Linked DNA regions of Mus musculus: region 1 is linked to region 2. Evidence: chromatin contacts called from ENCODE Hi-C or POLR2A ChIA-PET data. All regions are on one chromosome and are shown on one strand. Each heading gives the region's core, a stretch centred on a gene start or an enhancer-like site at or near the end of the contact. The rest is flanking DNA. Distances are from core to core; before and after follow the strand shown.

Region 1 (5,895 bases), core at 446-2,945, 44 kb before region 2:
TTTGATGTCAATTCCGTTCTCCTGTGAGAGGCCGTGAACAAGGAATGAGTCAGCACTCAGGTGATTTCCAGTAAACTTGCTTCCCGCCTTAATTTGTAAAATAAAGGAGAGCTGATGATTGGGCAGATAAAAGGGAAGGTGGAATTGAAGGTGGGAGAGAGAGAAGGAGAAAATGGAAGAGGGAGAGGATGCAGAGGAGGAGGAAGAAGAAGAAAAGCAGAGCAGAAGCACATGGCCTGGAGATACCTCGAGTTCTAAGGGGTCTCATAGATGTGGAAGACGGTAGTGTAGCGGTAGATCTGCCCAATCTAGGCATACAGCATGTCTTCATATTAATGGTGTTGTGTTTTCATTGCTGGGGCATATTTGGGTTGGAGAGATTTACAGCAACAGTCCCCCACCCTCCACCCTCCACCACCTCAGGTGGATGGAGGTCAAAGGTCACTCCAAAAGACTGGGACAAAGGACAGGAGTGCTGTTCACTGCTCCCTGACCCACAGAAAGGAGAACATGGAGTCAGGGTTACTGTTCCCAAATGGACAAGGCCTTGATGGTTGGTCACATGATCGCCCTGGCAAAGGTCACATGGCCATAGGTATCACCCTTACTCCTTCCCCCGGTTACTTAAGCCCTCTCCACAGGACTTCAACGGCCACTGACCACCTACCCCAGTAGACCAGTGCTGCTCTACTACTGATCCCAGAAGTGTGCCTGGGCTGACAAGAGGACCCTGCTGCCACCCCCACCCTCTCCCTGCACGGGGTGGGGGGCAGGGCTCCCACCTGGGGTCAGTATCTCAAAGTTATCTGCTTGTGCCTTCTTCGATATTGCACTGTGAATTTTGTTCTTCAAGATGGTTTTGGTTTTCAGGATCCTCCTGGAGGTCTGAAGGTTATCTGATTCCTTAGGGTCAGTCATTCCCACGACACAGACCCAGCACAAAGATGTTCACGCACACAGTTACAGAGGGCAGAGGACCAGGTGTCCACAGTGGGGTGTCTGCTTCCTCAAAGGGCGGGGTGGATGGTGGTGGAATTGGCCAGAGAAAGACAGGAACCTCACAGACCAGGATAAGGGAGCAGGAGTGGATGCTGGCAAAAGAAATAAAACAAGCTGGGTGTTAGTGGGGGACATTCCTTGTGTGTGGCGTGTATGCAGACCTGTGGAAGCTAGACAGAGGTCGTCAGCAAATCTCTTCTTCCTCAGCTATGTTCCTTCCATTGAGGCCTGTCTGGCAGTGACCATCCACACCTCTCCCTTCCCGAGCCCATAGCTTGCCTATTGACTAAGCTGACTGCCAGTGAGCAGTAGGGGTCTCCTGTTATAGGTGTATGCTGCTGCACCCAGCTTTTTTTGTGGGAGAGAGGACTGAACTCATGTTCTCCAGTGGTTGAGTGCTGTGTGAACTCAAGGGTAGCCTGGGCTACATGGGACTCTGGAGAGGGGAGTAGAAAAGAAGGGAGAGGAAAGGAGGAGAAAAGAATAGAGTTTCCAGGACCTTCTGTGCCTAGTGGCACCGGCGTTTCCTGAGAGGCTGGGGCAGATGTTGTTGTCCTCAGCCCTCTCTCCCCACCACAGGCTGCCACTTTATCAACTGGTACGACAGTGGTGACTCTTGTCCAGCTCTGTCACCACCTCCCACTGTAGCCACAGAAGGACACGCAGCCCCCCAGACTGGACATCCTCCAGAACATTCCCTTCTACATTTCAAGGCAGTTGTTGTGACATCACTGTGTTCCGTAAGCCAGGGCCACGATGGCAACATGACCCAAGGTCCCCTTCTGGTCATACACCAGAAACCATTGAAATAAGAGACTCAGGTCTGTCACACAGCCATATCCACACAGTAGCCACGCTTCTTAGCTCATGGTCACTGACAGAGGAGGGAGCAAGGGTGTGGACACTCCAGGCTGAGAGGACATCCTGAAAAGATGCCCATGCCAACGTGGAGGAACGATGATGACCCTGTCCAGTGAAATACGCCAGACGAGGGCACATACCCCAGGGTCGCACTTGCAGGCCCCAGAGCAAGTCACAGAGACAGGAAGTGGGTGGTGCAGACCTGGGAAAGGAGGGGAGTGAGCACTGAATTGGGGCAGAGCTTCAGACTGGGGAGACCGAAGGCTCTAGAACTGGATGGTGATGACGGTTTCACAGTGTAAATGCATGTGCATATGGCCTGGGCTACATTTTAACTCCCTGTGTAGCCAAGGATGACCTTGGTCCTCCTGCCTCCACCATCCCCAGTGTTGGTTTGACAGGCATGTGCCATGCCATTCATGTGATGCTTGGAATCCCAGACCTTGCACATGCTATTTGAGCACTACCCACTGGGCTACAGTGCCAGACCCTTTATGGTAGTTTTTTTGTTTTTTTGTTTTTTTTTGGTTTTGAGACTCCCCATAGGTTCTTGAATGGCCCTGTCTGGTTTCATTTCTATTTCTATCGAATGTAATGCACAGTGCTCAACACTGGAGCTGGAAAAACTGTTCAAGCACATACAGATATCTGAATGAATGAATGAATGAATGAATGAATGAATAGATGAGTAAGTACACTGGTGAGTGGCTGAAGATTATATGCATGAATGAAGGAAGGAATGAATGAATGAGGGAATGATGGGTGAAGGAAGCTTACAATCCCCTTCCCCAGGGAGTACTTTTCTCCTGAGGCTGGGTGCAGGGGAGGACGGCCAGTGATGTCATAAGGGGTGTCCTGAGCAGAAGGTTCCAGAAGCCTGAATTATGGAGTTGTGTTGGGTGGGAACCCATCTACCACCATCACCCTGGCTAGACTGAGGGGTGACCAGAGCAAGAAGGGGACAACACACACACACACATACACACACACACACACACACACACACACACACACACACACACGCTTCTGGGACCACCCACCACTGACCAACTCTGTGGAAGGAGAACTACCTTGCTGACCAGATGTCTCCATCTGTGACACCTGGCCACCTTGTGAAAGTTGGTAAGGTTCCTGAGAGGATCTCTGCGTGGGGCACGTGACCGTGACAGAACGGAGCCCACATTTAGGGAAGGCCAGAGTTTAGTTTTTCCCTAAGAAGGCAAGACTGCCTTAAGCTCCCTATACTCCTGCACTAAAGGTGAGGACTTAGGCTCTAGAACCTGTAGCTGAACACCATAAAAGCTGAACGTGGACGAGCCCACCTGCAGCACCAGCACCTGCCGTACTCAGTGTCAAACAACAGACAGAGACCCCGTGGCACTGTGGCAATGTGCATTGTTTTGGGTGTCTGTAGGGTCCTACCGTGTCTGCCGCATGCAAGGGATGTCTGAAGTCCATTTTGTGTATTTGTGGCCAACTTGGGCTGCTCCCTTTGAGGCACTATCTCCCACAGAACCAGGAGCTTGCTGAGTGGGTCAGATGGCTGTCCATGAGCTCCAGCAATCCCCCTGCCTCCGTCTCTCCAGAGCTAGGGATACGGATGCACACCACCACACTTGGGATTTTTACATGTGCTGGTGATTCAAAGGCAGGTTCTTGTGCTGTGCATGCCCTTACTAATGGAGCCATCTTCCAAGCCCTTAAGTTTTGTTTTGTTTTGTTTTGTTTTGTTTTGTTTTGTTTTGTGATAGGGTCTCACCGTGTTGCCCTGGCTTACCTGGAACTCTGTAGCTCCAGCTGACCTTAAACTCAGTGACCCACCTGCCTCTTCCTCTCAAGTGTTGGATTAGAGGTACACACCACCACATCCAGCTTGTTTCCAACCTTCTTTGTGGAATATTAAAATGTTTTAATGTTACATTTTGAGAGCTTCGACTCTGTGATCACAGCCCTCCAGAGATCTGTGGTGACAGCACCTACCCTGTGCGTAGCTACAGATTTTTAAAAATTACTTTATTATTGTTGTGTATTTTGTGCCTCTGTGGGTGGTCATAGGACAGCTTGGGGTGGTCAGTTCTCCCCTCCCATGTGGATCCTAGCATTCGGCAGGATTGACAGTGAGTGCCTTCAATGGTGAGCTGACTGGCTGGACCAATAATCTTGAAAAGAGGAAGAGAGGAGAGGGATAAAAGGAGCAGAGGGGGAGAGGAGGGAGGGCAGAGAACTCTGTTAGAACCTCACCCTCTAACTTAGAAATGCACTATTCTCTGACACATAAACCACCTTTCCAGTCATCAGGCATGACTAAGCAATCCCAAGGTCTAGGCAGACATCACCAGTGGATTGGAAGTTGGCCCCTCTGCTGTTCTTGCCAAAACTTCTCTGTTTCCTTCATTGGTTTATCATCTGTGGGCCCCGCAGCACTGTGACAAATACTTCTTGTGAATCTGCAAAGGCTGGACCACCAATGACTCAAGAGAAGAAGGCGGAAGACCTTGAGAGAGGCACAGACGCCACCTCAGGTTAGTGACGGCCAGAGAGGGTTCCTCCCAATGGGCCACTCAGCCATCTCTGCTTGAGCATGCCTGACTTCCGGGGCTGTCCCGTTCTTCCTGGTTATTGGGTATGAAGTAGCACGTGGTCAGCAGTTTGGGGTCCAATCACTTAGGTCACAGGTGACAACTTGGGGTCAAGAGGCACAGCACAGGTCATTTGCTGTCTGGGAAGCACTTTTGCATATTACCTAGTTCCTGGTGTGGTGGTAAAATGCCTTGACAAAAGTGACTTATGGGGAAGGATTTTCCAACTCCCCATTCCATGTCACTATCCACTGTGGCAGGGAGTCAAAGCAGGAGCTTGGGGCAGCCAGTCACATCGGTGAACAGAGAGCATGCACACACCCCAACACTCAGGCACGCACAGCGGCACTCTGCCCTCTACACGGCTCCTCACTGAGACTCTTTCAGGTAATTAATTCTAAATAGTGTCACTTGACAAAGCTAACCACACAAATACTGTTTTCAAAAGATTTTATGGGGCTAAAGAGGTGGCTCAGTGGGGTACACATACCCTCATACACACAGATGCACACATACGCACACTCATTCACACAGACATACATACACAGATACAGATACGCGCTCATACTGTTGCTTGTGTGGCACTTTTCCTGGGAAAACCTGAACAAATACCTATCCACTCTTACTGTGTGACAAGAAAGACTTGTCCCGGTGAGATGCAGCACACATGTCCACTCCCCTGAGGTAGGGGAAACACAACAGACCAAAGCGTGGACACCACCAACGTCCAGCATGGTGCCGTGAGCTTTACTAGGGTCACTGACAGGCATATGCATGAGGGGGTCACGTACTGGAGCAGAAATGACTCACAGACAGCTGCATCACCAAGGCCTGAGTGACAGCTCAGAAAGCTGAGAACCTGATGCTCACCGCACAGCCTGCAGGGAGGTCAACAAGCTGGACAGCGTCTGTCCGTTGCTGGCATCTTTGCATCTCTGAGAGTGTGTCTCAGCAGTCCTGACAGCTTATATATACTTGGGGAGTGTCTTAATCAGGGTTTCTATTGCTGTGATAAACACCATGACCAAAAGCTACTTGGGGGGAGGAAACAGTTTATTTAATCTTACAGCTTACAGTCCACCATCCAGGAGAATCAGGGCAGGAACTCATGCAGAGGCCATGGAGGGCACCGCTCCCTGACTCACTCCCCACAGCTTGTTCAGCTGGCTTTCTACCATGCAGGACCCACCTGCCTAGAGATGGCACCACACCCAATTGGCTGAGCCCTCCCATGTCAATGTTCAGTCTATAAAGTGCATCACAGACTTGACTACATGCCAATCTGATGGAAGCATTTTCTCAGCCTAGATTTGTATCAACTTGACAAAAACCAACCAGCACCCAGAGAGAGGTAGGGGCTGGTGAATCTAGTCAATTTTCAAGAACTTCCTGCAGGTTCTGAATTGTTTACTTTCTAAGCTTAGGAGTGTTCTCTGCGTGATGGAGTATTTTCATC
Region 2 (5,892 bases), core at 1,017-3,516:
ATTTATGATACATTAGCCTCATCTTTACCTCCTGGACTTGTATTCTAACTACCATGGAGTCATTAACAGTAACAGGCAGGACACTCCTTGAAGGAAGGGCATAAAATGTGTACACTGTTATCCAAAGGAGCCCTACACCCAAAGCGGCCATTGACATTCTAGTAGGCCCATGCCCAATGGCCCTGTCCCAGGGGCAGGAACCATGTCATTTTGTCCCCACCAAGGCCATGCAGGACCTGGCAGATTCACAGCTCTTGTCTTCCAAAGGGGTTTCTGAGAAACCCAAGTAAACTCACAGGTGAATCCTGGATAGTTGACATGGAAAAAAAACTGGGGGAAAACAAAAAACAAAAAAATAAAAAACCCTGACTCCTGCCTGCCATTGTTACTCTAACATAAAAAACATATGTTTGGAAGAGGGGAACAGGGCTTTCTGCCAAGCCGAATGATCCTTGGAGGACACAGGGGAAAGGCAGAAAGTGTTCACAAGTTGTCATCTGATCACATGTGTATCATATCATGTACATATCACATCCTAAAGAAATAAATGTAAAAATACTAAAACTCTATGTAAGGAGTGAGCCAGCTGTATCGTCAGCGAGTGAGAGGCTTAGAACTCTGAGGTGTGTGGCTGAGATGAGAGGTTCTCTTTCCTTCCCATCCACAAGTGTCCCAGGTCTAGAAACCCTCCTGCACTTCTTTCCACAGTCTCCTTGCTAAAGACCAGGTTTCCAACCCATGAGCTCTGGGGACACACTTCTCAGTCTCTAAAACCAATGAGTTCTGAAGGGCCACAGTTTGGTCCAAACAGATTCAGGCTCATTCATGCATAGCCATTTGCCTCCATGATAGTTACAGTTGAGTCTATGGGACTGGGTCTCTCAGCACGGGGGTGGGGGTGGGGGTGGGGGATGGGGACCGGACACTAGCTTTGTAGTGTAGGCAGCCAACAAAGTGGTGTTGTGGCACCAGGCTTCCAGTTGCTCCAATATATTTATTTTGGAAACTCCAGTCCTAGAGGCAGCGTCTACTGCCTTTCTCGCGGCCTAAGTTCAGGATTTCATGAGTTAGACTGTGCACAAATGCTTGGTGGCACCTGCCTCTCACCCTAGTAGTCAAGGACCTAAGACAAAAAGAACATTAACTTGGACTACATAGTGGGAATCTAGTCTAGCTTGGACTACTTAGCAAGACCCTGACTCACCGCTTTGGGCACATAAGCCCAAATTACCCATGTTCACTGGTGCAATTGGACGTTCAATGAATGAATGAATGAATGAATGAATGGAGCTATGGTCTGACAGCTCCTCCGCACTTGGGTCTCTGGGTTTAAACCTTTCCTTTTGCGTTAACTTTTCATTCTGTTTGTGTCATCCCACCAAAATATAAGCTTTATGAAGAGTCCACATTGAGACCTGTATATATATATGAACCAGAGAGGACAGAGAAGCGAGATGGGGTGGGTGAGGAGTTGTCAGCTTAGCCAGGACTGGTGAACACACACCCATCATCCCAGCACTAGGAGATGGAGCCAGGAAAATCAGGTGTTGGAGGCCAGCTTAAGCGGTGTAGTGAGTGTATACAAGACACCGGCTCAAAAAAAAAAAAAAAAAAAAAAAAAAAAGGAGAAGCGCTGGAGAGGAGGCTTCTGCTCTTGCAGAGGACCCGGGATCGGTCCCTGCTCAATTAGGCGGCTCATAGCAGACGGTCACTCTGGTTCCAGGGCGATCCAACGCTCTCTTCGGGTCTTCATGCGCATTGCATGCACACGCATAGACAACAATCTTTAAAAAAAAAGTTTTCAGTTTGTGGACCATGAAAGAGCAGGCGCAAGGCCAGAGTCTGCTGCTCCCCTTAGACGGTGAGCGCCTCCGGTCTAGCGGAATCACCGTAACTCCGCAAAACACGCACTGCCACCAGTGGGCCCTCGCGCACCTCCTTAGAGCCAACCCTTCCCGGGAGCCGCGCGCCTCCCGCCAGGCCCCGCCCTCCTTCTCAGCGATTGGCTGGTATTCTACCCAAGGACCTGCCCCTTCACCTCTGACGGGCACTATGAAAGCCAATGGGGAGATCGCCCGCCCTCCCCGAGGCCGTTGGAGGCGGGCATGGGCGGGCCGTTGGAGGGGGCGGGGCGTGCAGCTTGGTAACCGTTGCCGGGCGCAACGCCCCGCCCCGTGAGGGCAGCGCGAGGCTGAGGCGGGCGGGCGCCTGCTGCGGGCGGGCGCTGCGGGCGGGCGGGAGGGCGGCGGGAGCCGGAGGAGGAGCGGCCGGCGCCGCCACCGCCGCCGCCATAGAGACTGTAGCCGTGGAGACTGTTACTTACCAACGCGGAGCGACACGCAGCGGCCGACGCCGCGGGAGCCGCTACCGGAACTCCCTGCCGAACTCCAGGTGAGCGGTGCGGGCCGGGGCAGGGGGCGGTGGCGGAGGGGGGGGGGACCCCGCTGGAGGGGGGTCGCGGGGGCGGGCGCGGCCGGACCCGGCGCCCCAACTTTGCAGACGCCAACCTCATCCAATCCTGATAGGCGCCTCTGATTTGGGGGAGCCCTGGGCTGGGTGGAACCCCTCTCACACTCTCAAAAGTTTGTAAAGTGAAGCGATCTCTTCTCGCCTTTGACGCACTAAATCTGACTTTGAGGAGCGGGGACTCCAGAAGACCCCTCCTTGTCTCTTACTCCACAACACCTGAAACTCGGAGGCGCCCTCAAACTAGTCAGTCCTCTCTTTGACTACTCCCAAAGCCTGAATTGGAGTTGCCCCAAACCCGCTCCTTGCTGTCATCCCCCTAAAACCTGAGTTGGGGGCTCCCACAGAGCCAGCCATTCTCGTCCAAGTCTGAAAACCCAGAGGCACCGTCTCCCTTTTATACTTATGAAATCGGGGTTCTGGCTTTTATCCATGTACTTAACTCCGAGGGTACTCTTCTGCTTGCCTCATAGTTCTGACCCTCGGGTTTCCTTCTTGACTTAGGATTTGGGGGCTCCGGCACCGTTTTCTTGTGCTTTGACCAAAATAGTCACTGCGTTTGTTCTGTTCTGGAAGGAACTCCTCCCTTCGCGTTTTCTTGCCCATCCCAAATACCCCCGGCGCCCCAAATCCTCGGACCACTCTCCCCTGGAACCCGACACCGCTGCGTTTGGGGGTCCTTTACCATGCCGCTCCGGGAAGCTCAAGCGCACCCATAGCGTCCTCTTTGCCGAGATCCCCAATCTAGAAAACTTTCCCGAAGGAAAATATTGTGTGAACCGTTTGTAGGAAGATCCAGGAGGCCGGGAGAGTGCGTGCGCAGCCCTCCTGTGCACAGGCAGCACATCCCAAAACACCGGATTGTCTTCCTCGCCCCTTTCCATGGGTCATATCCGAGTTCGCAGTTGGGATTCGCTAGGGCTGCGGTTGTTTCCTTGGACCCTAGAGAGCTCGGTTCCGGACAGAGCCCCCTAGGGTGGCGGGGAGGGGAGTTGGGGCGGGGAACGCACCAAGAAACAGCTGGGACCGCTGTCTCTCCTGAGACTTCACCCCTACTTTAGTACGTCTCCGGAACACTCCGGTACTCAGGTCCCCCAGGAAAAATCCTACAACGATTGAGTGTTAATAAATGTAACTTTATTAGCATGTACATAAGTGTGGCCTTCTCCTGTGTGTATAATGTGTTGTAATCATAACCACCACTCGCCTCTCTTGACCCTGATGACCCCCACTCCTCCAGCCCTGGCTTGCTTCTACTTTTTGCTCCCTTTTTCCTTGAAGGGAACAGAGTTCAGTTGGGGCCACGGCGCAGAGGACAGTGGGTCCCTCCTCAGAAGTGGCCGTCAGGTCCTCGGGAGTCAGATGACTCTTTTCTTATTGTCAAAAGTGATTTGCTTTCCGATTTAAATTTTTACGTGTATTTATTGTGTGTGACTATACTGCACGTGCACACACCCCCGGAGGTTAGAGGACAGATTACAGGAGACTCCCTTCAGCACTTGATCTTGGGAGCTCAGTACACTTGGTGGCAAGAGCCCTTACCTGCGCATCTCCCTGCCAGTGGAATGAGCTTTAAACTTAAAGTGAAGCGAAGACAATTCTAGAACAGTGATGATATTAATAAAATAATAATGACGTAAAACTTCTCTTAAAATGTTTTCCTGTTTGAGTTTTTAACGTCAGCCTCAGCCTGTGAAGGTGCCTGTTTGATGGGACTGAGCTCTGGCTGAGTCCCTGCCGGTCCTCAGTGGAGCTTGGGTTCAGGGACTGAATGGACTAGAAAATCCACCCAGGTGTGGCCACTCATCCACTCCCACTGGAGAAGGAGGGCTCAGGCCTCAGAGAGAGGAATCTAAGGCTGTTAGCATCAGGCCTACCGCCTGTCTGGTGGGTCACTGTGGATACCTGAGCCCCAGGGCCACTACAGGGCTGTGAAGGACTTGTCAACACACTGGCCCTCTAAAATACAGCCTGTCATTCTCTTGCTGCATGAAGTATCCCTGGCACTTTAGACTGTATTAGTAGTGGCATTTTAAAAATCTTTATTATGTGTGTGTGTGTGTGTGTGTGTGTGTGTGTGTGTGTGTGAACATCTGCAACATCTGCATGGGCTATGGTGTGTACATTAGAGATCAGAGGACGACAAGCAGGAGATGGCCCTGAAGATCAAACACAGGTTACCAGGCTTAGCAGCAAGCTCCTTTCTCCTGCTGAGCCCCCTCAGCCTTCCCATTGATAATGAAAATATTCATGTAGATTATCCATATATGAATGTATGTTAATATAGCAAGTGTGTTCATATAATATTAATAGTTCATGTATAAAGGCTGCTTGGTTTGTTAAGTCCTTGACTAGAAGGAGTCACAGGTTTTGTTTTCTTTCTTTGTTTGTTTACCTATTTATTTATTGAGGTGCTTGGCTTTGCATATGCTATGCAAGTGTTCTGCCACTGCCCAGGCATCCCAGCCCTGTTTCTTTATTTTATTGTATTTTTTGAGATAGGGCATCACTATATAGCCCTGGTTGTTCTGGACCTTGCTATGTAGACCAGGCTGGTCTCGAACTCAGAGATCCACCTGCCTCTGCCTCCCGAGTGCCACCTGTTTCTTTTAAACTAACTGACGTTGACTTTAAAAATGCAGCACCTCCCCTGTGTGCTTGTAACTATGGACGCTTGTTGAAAATGAGATGAGCTGTCTGGAGGATGCAGCCCCCAGCAAACTGCACTAATGGATGTTGCAACCTCCCATCCCGTGTTTGGAGCTCTGGGGCTGAGATGACCCAGCCATAGTTCCTACCTCGGTTCTGAATATCACAGAGAAGTCACTTCGCGTCAGCTGTAGCTCTGTCCCCATCAAGTAAGCCAGGACTAAGTAAGGGGTGGGACTAAAGGCTTGGCACCCTGGTGCTTGGGGCTTCCTGAAGGCAGTGTTGGCAGGACAGAGGGCTTGGGTGCTGCTTAAGCCTTTGAGCTCCTTTACTGGAACTTCAGTATGTGTGGGATGGCTCCGCCCAGCTTTGCCCAGCATTAGTGGATGGGGGTGGGGGTGGGGGTGGATGGATGGATGGACAGACAGGTGAGTAGATGGATGGGTAGATGGGTAGATGTTGTATTACATTTTCAATCTCATATGTGAGTTTCTAACCCACCTTTGAACATTCAGTTCCCAGATAAGATACAAAACTTAAATTTATAGTAAGCCTTAAAGCACTAGAGCTGGGCAGATGTCTACCCTCGATGCTATTATGTCTACTCCCCCATCAATAACCCCGAGTTATAACTTGCCACGCTCCATCTGGGCTGCTCTTGATTCCAATTGGCCAGCCTCGTGGCTATGCTTTCATGACTCACCTACCCCATGGCAGCGGCATCTTCTCTCTCCCTTGTGGTCTCTGCCTCAGACCCTAAGCCTGGGAACCAACACC

The links. Hi-C counts contacts between places; a loop is a spot of excess contacts on that map. ChIA-PET counts read pairs that join two places held with the same protein, here RNA polymerase II (POLR2A).
Region 1: POLR2A ChIA-PET joins it to region 2 with 43 read pairs in embryonic stem cell. The contact joins the promoter of Acsbg3 here to the promoter of Rfx2 in region 2. A Hi-C loop is called at or near these places in 1 of 37 maps with a recorded cell type or tissue (CH12F3). POLR2A ChIA-PET finds 5 or more read pairs at or near these places in 4 of 5 experiments (Patski and embryonic stem cell).

The regions. Positions count from the first base shown.
Region 1 is chr17:56,871,284-56,877,178 of GRCm38, reverse strand. It overlaps Acsbg3 (acyl-CoA synthetase bubblegum family member 3), which reads right to left and starts at 1,695. Exons shown (of 14, transcript NM_030141.2): 1 at 1,499-1,695; 2 at 783-1,091. The coding sequence starts at 918. Acsbg2 (acyl-CoA synthetase bubblegum family member 2) reads left to right here and starts at 2,732. Exons shown (of 15, transcript NM_001039114.1): 1 at 2,732-2,982; 2 at 4,282-4,382. The coding sequence starts at 4,328.
Region 2 is chr17:56,827,382-56,833,273 of GRCm38, reverse strand. It overlaps Rfx2 (regulatory factor X, 2 (influences HLA class II expression)), which reads left to right and starts at 2,266. Exons shown (of 17, transcript NM_009056.2): 1 at 2,266-2,391.